Linked DNA regions of Homo sapiens: region 1 is linked to region 2. A link is a contact called in ENCODE Hi-C or POLR2A ChIA-PET data. All regions are on one chromosome and are shown on one strand. The core of a region is the stretch at or near the end of the contact, and the rest is flanking DNA. Distances in the headings are between cores, read along the strand shown. Region 1 holds the start of YTHDF2 (YTH N6-methyladenosine RNA binding protein F2). Region 2 holds the start of PIGV (phosphatidylinositol glycan anchor biosynthesis class V).

Region 1 (3,308 bases), core at 674-3,173, 1.9 Mb before region 2:
TAGGACATTTGCAGTTAACTGTTTTATAATACATTAATAGGTATTAAGGAGGTGAACCCTCAGAACATGGGATTTCCTGATAGAGGGCAGAGAAAAAATACAGGTATTAAGAAAGTGAATCCTCGGCTAGGCGTGGTGGCTCACGCCTGTAATCCCAGCACTTTGGGAGGCCAAGGCGGGTGAATCACCTGAGGAGTTCAAGACCAGCCCGGCCAACATGAAACCCCGTCTCTACTAAAAAAATAGAAAAACTAGCTGTGTGCGGTGGTGCACACGTGTAATCCCACCTACTCGGGAGGCTGAGACAGGAGATTCGCTTGAACCCGAGAGGCGGAAGTTGGAGCGAGCCGAAATTGCGCCACTACACCCCAGCCTGGGCGTCAGAGCGAGACTCAGTCTCAAAAAAACAGAAAACAGAAAAAAGAAAAAAAAATGAATCCTCAGAAAATGGGATTTATTGGTAGAAGGCGGAGAAAGAATATACCACACCCTTCGATTAGATATGTAAATAGTTAACTACTCACGGGCCTTGCCTGTGGACTCAAGTAAGGTTCAAAATCATCATCGTTTAATCCATCCTTTTGATGTACAGATCCATTTTGTACTAAAGAAAAAAAAATTCAATTAGGAGTGTCCCAATCCTACAATCTTCCTTTCAAATTAGTTCATATATGCTAACCAGAGAAAAACCTTACTAGTTAACAAAGCACGTAAGATTGAACTTCAAAAGGGTAAGAGATGACAGTGAATGCTGAAGCGACAGTCGCCAGTGAAAATGTCCCCCTCCACCCAGAGCAAGTTGATCTAAAAAGGTCATTTTATTGGCTCCTCTGGATTTCCATTCCCTCCCGCTTCCCCTCCCCCATCACATGAGAGTACTTCCAGAGAGTGATCCACGAGGATGAAAAACAAAGGCCTTCTAAGACCTACAGGAAACTAAGGACCTGGAGCGTTTCAAAACCCAATCCACCCCCACCCTTAATGAATTACTCCTTGTTAGCGAAAAAGCTGTTCGCCAGCTGCAAGAACACACCGAAAGGGTCAAAATACTTAAGTGTGCGGCACCTGCGAACTAAGCGGCTTCCGAAAGGTCCTCCGCCCGGGGCGCTTCCCGGAGACCCCGCCCCCACCGCCCCGCGTCCCCCTCCCGGCTCAGGGCCACCGGCGGAGCGGGACTTACCTTTGTTTCCTTGACCTTTTGGTCTCTGCAGGGGAAGGAAACGTCGCCGAGCAGCAAGTTGTCCAAAGGAGAAATGGAAAAGGAAGAACAAATTAAGGCAGGGCCCGAAGGGAGAATAAAGGAGCAGGCCCGAGGGGAGGCGTCAGGAATGGTAGTGAGGAAGAGGCTGAAAATGGGAGGCGGGGGAAAGCGCCAGGCCCGTGGGGCAGGGGAGAAAACGCGGCAGACGCGCCACCGGCGACGCGAGGAACCCAGGGCTTTAAGGAAGGGGAAGGAAACAAGGAAGGAAAACGAGGCCCGCCGAGAGAAGGGAACGCGGCGCGGCCCGGCCCGTGGGCTCCGAGGCCCGAGGAGAAGCGGGAAGAACAGGCTGAGGGAGAGGCGCCGGGCGCGGCCGGCCTGAGAGGCCCGAAACCTGGCCCGCAAGAGACGACGCCTCGGCTCGGCTCGGCCTGCCCAGGAGCGGCGGGCCCGGGCCTAGTCGGGCTCCTTCTCGCCTCACACAATGGCCGAGGCATGCGGGCCGGGCCTGTACCTGCTCCAAGAGGCTGCTGGCCGACATGGCTCTCAGATCCTCACGGGCGGCGACGGCGGCGAACTCTCCTCAGCGCGGCGGCGGCGGCAGATGAGCCCCGTCTGCGGGAGCAGGCGGAGGCTTTTGTCCCTGACACTCGGGGGCCTCGGCGGACGCAGCGGAGACACAGCGCGCGGCTCAGGCTCCGGCTCCGACTCGGCGACGCTCTAGCCCAAGAGCTCAATGCCCGTCTCTATGCTTTTACGCGCGCGCCCGCCCCCCACCGCCTAAAGCAGAGCGCCGAACAGCGGAGGCGGGCGGCGCGCGCGGCGCGAGCGCTGACTCTCACATTCACTCACCCACGCGGAAGGGGCCCGGCGCGAAGAACCCCGGGAAGGGAGAGGCCGGCCGCTGCGCCCTCTGGCGGATTGGAGGAGCGGAAGCCGTGCTCACGGCCTCCCCGCCCCCACCGCCCCAGGATTAAGGCCTAGGGGGTTTGGGACGACCAGGGTCGCACCACGAGGTTTCGACTAACACCTGGAAAGACTAGCTCTGGCTTCAGAAGAACGACAAAAGCCGGTTTCTCAGTGAGGGAGGGGCCTCCGAAGCCCGCGAGACCTTAAAATGAACCTGCCTTCCAGCTGCAAGTGATACCCCACCCCCATCTGGGAGGTAACCCGACCCCTAGGGAGTCACACAGTCCCCAGGGAAACTTCATGGGGGCCCTGTCCGGGAGTGACCCGCCCCCGCCCCCGCGAGGGGCTTGGTCATCCTCTGTTAGCCGACTACAGAAAGAGTACCCAGAGAGCAAAACACACACCGAAAGAATCCAGTCTCCCGCAAAAGAGATTCACCCCTTAGCATTGCAGGAAGGAGAATCTACAATTTATTTTCGGGGAAATCGCTGGCCCCAAGATAATCTGTTAAATTGTGGACTTTATTTCCAAGAAAAATACACCTCATGCATCTACACAAAACTTTCAAGGAGTCCGGAGAACCTATGAATCTTAAGGACCTCAAGAGGGAAGCAAGGAAATTAACATTATTGAAATACCAGCTGTGGGCCAGGCTTTGTTGTTAGGTATTTTCAAACACATTAAAGTCTTTCGACAACTTCAAAATCGCTATCAGTCTTTCGGTTTTTTACGACTGGAAAAACAGAAAGCTTAAGTAATGTGCCCAAGTTTACAAAACTATTAAATAGCCAGGTGTATCTGACACTAACATAATGGTATCTCTCTACCCCTACGAGACTCTGTATTAGGGAACCAGAATATAGGGGAGATGCAAAGGATGGGCAAAAGTATTTTCAATCAGAAGCAAAGCCAACTCATGCAGGAATATTTGATACTAGGAAAGCCCATCTAATAGCTTTTGTTATTGCAAGTACGTCGTGGTAAACAGGTAACTAATGCACTAATTGTCAACCTCGTACTATCCACACGCTGGATATAGGAGGCTTGGGTGGACTCGGTAAAATAAATAACATGGCATCTTGGATTTAACATCATAATTTGGTCAAAGTGCTCAAAGCACTTTTTTTCTCTGCCCATAATCACATTTATGGTAGGAATGAGTAAGGTCAGGCACCAAAGGTGAAGGACTTTTAATGGA
Region 2 (3,163 bases), core at 319-2,818:
AGCATCAGCAGTTCACTGACTCTAGATATGAAATCAGTGCCCCAAGTATTCTTCCCATCATATCTCATGTCAAGAGCAAGACGACAAAGTCACAGAAGCCACAGGAAAATAAAATTTCCCCAGAAAGGGAGCCAAGTTGGCCAATGGCAACAGTACTCTTTCCTTGGCACAAGGGGGCGCCTGCTGCTTACTCCATCGCCAGGAGGCCTGGAGGAAGGGAGGGGCCCCCAATTCCACACCGGTTGGCTCACGAAAATTCGGTTCAAAGGCAAGCTTCTGAAAGCCCCAGACAGTAACGATAGTTTGTGAATCTAAACGTTTCCAACGTATGACTCGCTGAATCGAGAGAAATCACGGAAATGGGCATACTCAACCTCACGCGGCTACTCCTTCCCTATCCTAGGGCGAATTCACTCTTTTTTCCTCTTCCTTGGCTTCCCACGCGCATGCAGAAGAGAAGCTGGGATCAGAAAAGCACCTAACCCACCTCTGCCACTTGACCATGCTTGCATTCTTCCTTTCCTCTCTCGAGTCAAGCTCTAGCCTCAGCGACTACAGATGTGTGTAGCCCACACTTTGCTTACAGGTAAACCAAGTAAAAACAAAGCTAGTCAATTCTCCCTCTCAGCTAATTGCCCACCTCACTTCCCAACAACCCCTTTGCCAAATCACAGACTCTTAACTGGCAGGACACTTACAGATCAACTAGTTTCACTCTTCAAAAATTTTCCCGTGAGATAAATAGGCTCCAGAGATCTCATCAGACACTGTGAGGCTAGTATAATTACCATCGCCATTTTATGGATATGGAAACTGAGGCTCACTGGGGTCAAGTGACGTACCCAGGGCTACTTAAAGAGGCTGTCATGTTTTCTGCTTCTTAAACCTCACGGTACCAGCCCGCATCCCTCGCCAAAGGGTACGCGCCCTTTCCGAGCCAGGATTATGACCCAGGTCACCCAAACGCCTAGCCCAGTACTTCCATGCCGCAGCCTGCCCTTGCTAGGTATGCTTAGGGTAGTTGGGCCCTATCTGAGAATCTGGGACATCCTGTTGAACGGCAGCTCTGGACCCTCTGGGTAAGACTAACACCCCCTGCGCAGGCTGGAGAAGTCGCTCTGACCCAGGGTCCTCAGAGCCAAAGGCCTCGTGGGGGCTGCCTTCTGTCAGCCCAGCCGTGTCCGCAACCCGTTTCTGGCCGGCTCCTTTTGGACACAGTCCCTTCTGGGTACTAATCATCCACGCTCACCCCAGAGGGGCCACGGCCCAAGGACCACTCCCGAGGGAGCCTGCAGAGCCCCACCAGGCCACAGGGCCGGAAGCAGACGAGGGCGGGAGGCTGGAAAGGAAGAGGCGGCGCCCGAGGCTGCTATGGCGGAGGGGCGGGGCTCCCCGCTTCTCCGGGCGTCTGTCTCATTTCTACCGGCTTCCATTTGACAGCTTCCCTCCCGCCAGAACTCCAGGGCTCCCAAGCTGGCGCGGGGTCCTCAGCCCCTGCCCGTCCCGACCTCCCCGGCGGGGACCGAACCTCAGCTCCTCCATCCGGGGCCCACGCGGCCCGCGCCTGCGCGCTGGCTCCGCCGACGGCGTCCCCGCCCCGCTCCTGCCCGGACTTGGAGCAGCCCCGCCTCCCTGCGCGGCGGCCATGTTGACTCCGGGCGAGCGGGATGGGGGTCGCCGCTCGGCGCCTCGCCTCGTAGCACCTTCCCACCTTGGTGACACCTGAAGAGTTCTCTCGCACTTCGCTCTCCTTCAAGGCCCCCCGCCACCCCGCCTTCAAATAGTGAGCGGAGGCTGCTGTCTCAGAGTCAGTGCTCTTGCCCCAGCTCCCGCTGACGTTCACTGAGTTCCCGGTGTGGGCCGAGGCTCTTGTAGTCGGAGGCTGACCCGCAGCCTCTTCACAGAAACCAGAGCCGCGCTCTTCCTGCTGTCAGGCAACAACAGCTCAGCACAGGGCCTGACACACAATAGATGTCCTCTGAATAGCCAAAGAAAAACATTCTTGGGGTTTCTGTGGCCGGCAGCGGCACCCTGCGTCCTGGGTGTGAAGAAAGTGGGGGATCCCCCTGATTTTCCCCTCCTCTATCTACCAGAGACCTTCTGTCCTACTTTAGTCCTCAGCCCCACCTCAGGTGGCTAATGAGGATGGTGAAGAAAACCTCAGAGAACACCCTCCAGGGCTCCTTTCACCTCCCTCACCCAAGCAGTTTCTCTCATAGGAAGTGGGGCCAAAAAAAGAAGAAAAAAAAAGAGGCGAACTCAACAAAACCGTCTATTGGGGGGAGCGGCCAGTTTGTACCCTTGTAACGGAAACTGTTAGAACAACTTTGCACCCTCCTTAAAGGAAACAGATGATAAATCCTTCTCCGTTGGTGGATTTCTTGTTTCTCAGGATTCCAAAGCCTTATGTGGTTTCAGTTATCTGCCCTCCAAACGAAGCCAGGGGCCGGGTTAGCCTCTGGCCACAGCCTGGCTCAGGGAGGGGTTTATCTTCTGCAACGGCTACTCATGTGGGTGGGAACAAAGAGATGGTTGCTACCTCTCCAGGCGAAGACCAGCCCACATCAGTCTGTGGGGGCCTGGGACTGTATCTCTTGACTCTGTAACTCATTTCAGGCCCTGAGACCTAAATTGCCTTCAGATATCTGTTGTGTGCAAGGTGGAGAAAAGGCAAATCATATTTAGTCGTTGTGTGTTGGAGAAGGGGGAAAAAATGGAGTTTCATGGCCCTTCCCCCAGGTTTTTCAGTGCCACGCACTTGTTCTCAGCTCCAGAGGCCTGTGAGTAACGTGGCAAAGCCTGGGGACACACTTGTGACTGGGGCCTAAGGCTGTGACTTGAATCTCTAGAAGTCCACCATGAGGCTCCAAGCAGCACTCTCTCTGCAAAGACAAAACTGAGAAATGAACTGTCCTTGCTCTGTAAATTCACAAGGGGAAAAAAGACATGCATTCTCAGGGTTCCCTCTGTCCACATCAAATTCTCTCAAAAATCTATTTGTAAAAAGGCCAGGGGTCTCTCAAGACAAGTCAGAATGTTTTTTAAAAGCTCAGCTGTCACCCTGTAGAGGTAGAACTTTATCCAGATTTTCAGCTGTACTTTCCTGCAATTTCTCTTTTCCTTCTCTGCTACCCAACCCCCTCCTCTTCCGCTCTGTTTCCTG

What was found. Hi-C counts contacts between places; a loop is a spot of excess contacts on that map. ChIA-PET counts read pairs that join two places held with the same protein, here RNA polymerase II (POLR2A). Pooled maps may share reads with other maps.
Region 1: a loop to region 2 is called in a pooled map, with 7 times the contacts of the local background. The contact joins the promoter of YTHDF2 here to the promoter of PIGV in region 2. A Hi-C loop is called at or near these places in 2 of 50 pooled maps. POLR2A ChIA-PET finds 5 or more read pairs at or near these places in 2 of 52 experiments (GM12878 and naive thymus-derived CD4-positive, alpha-beta T cell).

What each region holds. Positions count from the first base shown.
Region 1 is chr1:28,735,555-28,738,862 of GRCh38, reverse strand. It overlaps YTHDF2 (YTH N6-methyladenosine RNA binding protein F2), which reads right to left and starts at 1,923. Exons shown (of 5, transcript NM_016258.3): 1 at 1,716-1,923; 2 at 1,181-1,205; 3 at 525-604. The coding sequence starts at 1,742. RefSeq lists enhancers at 1,317-1,426, 1,309-2,207, 2,527-2,576, 3,107-3,308.
Region 2 is chr1:26,786,355-26,789,517 of GRCh38, reverse strand. It overlaps PIGV (phosphatidylinositol glycan anchor biosynthesis class V), which reads right to left and starts at 1,568. Exons shown (of 4, transcript NM_017837.4): 1 at 1,250-1,568. RefSeq lists enhancers at 1-121, 929-1,128, 816-1,642, 1,689-2,128, 2,649-2,798 and a silencer at 1,429-1,638.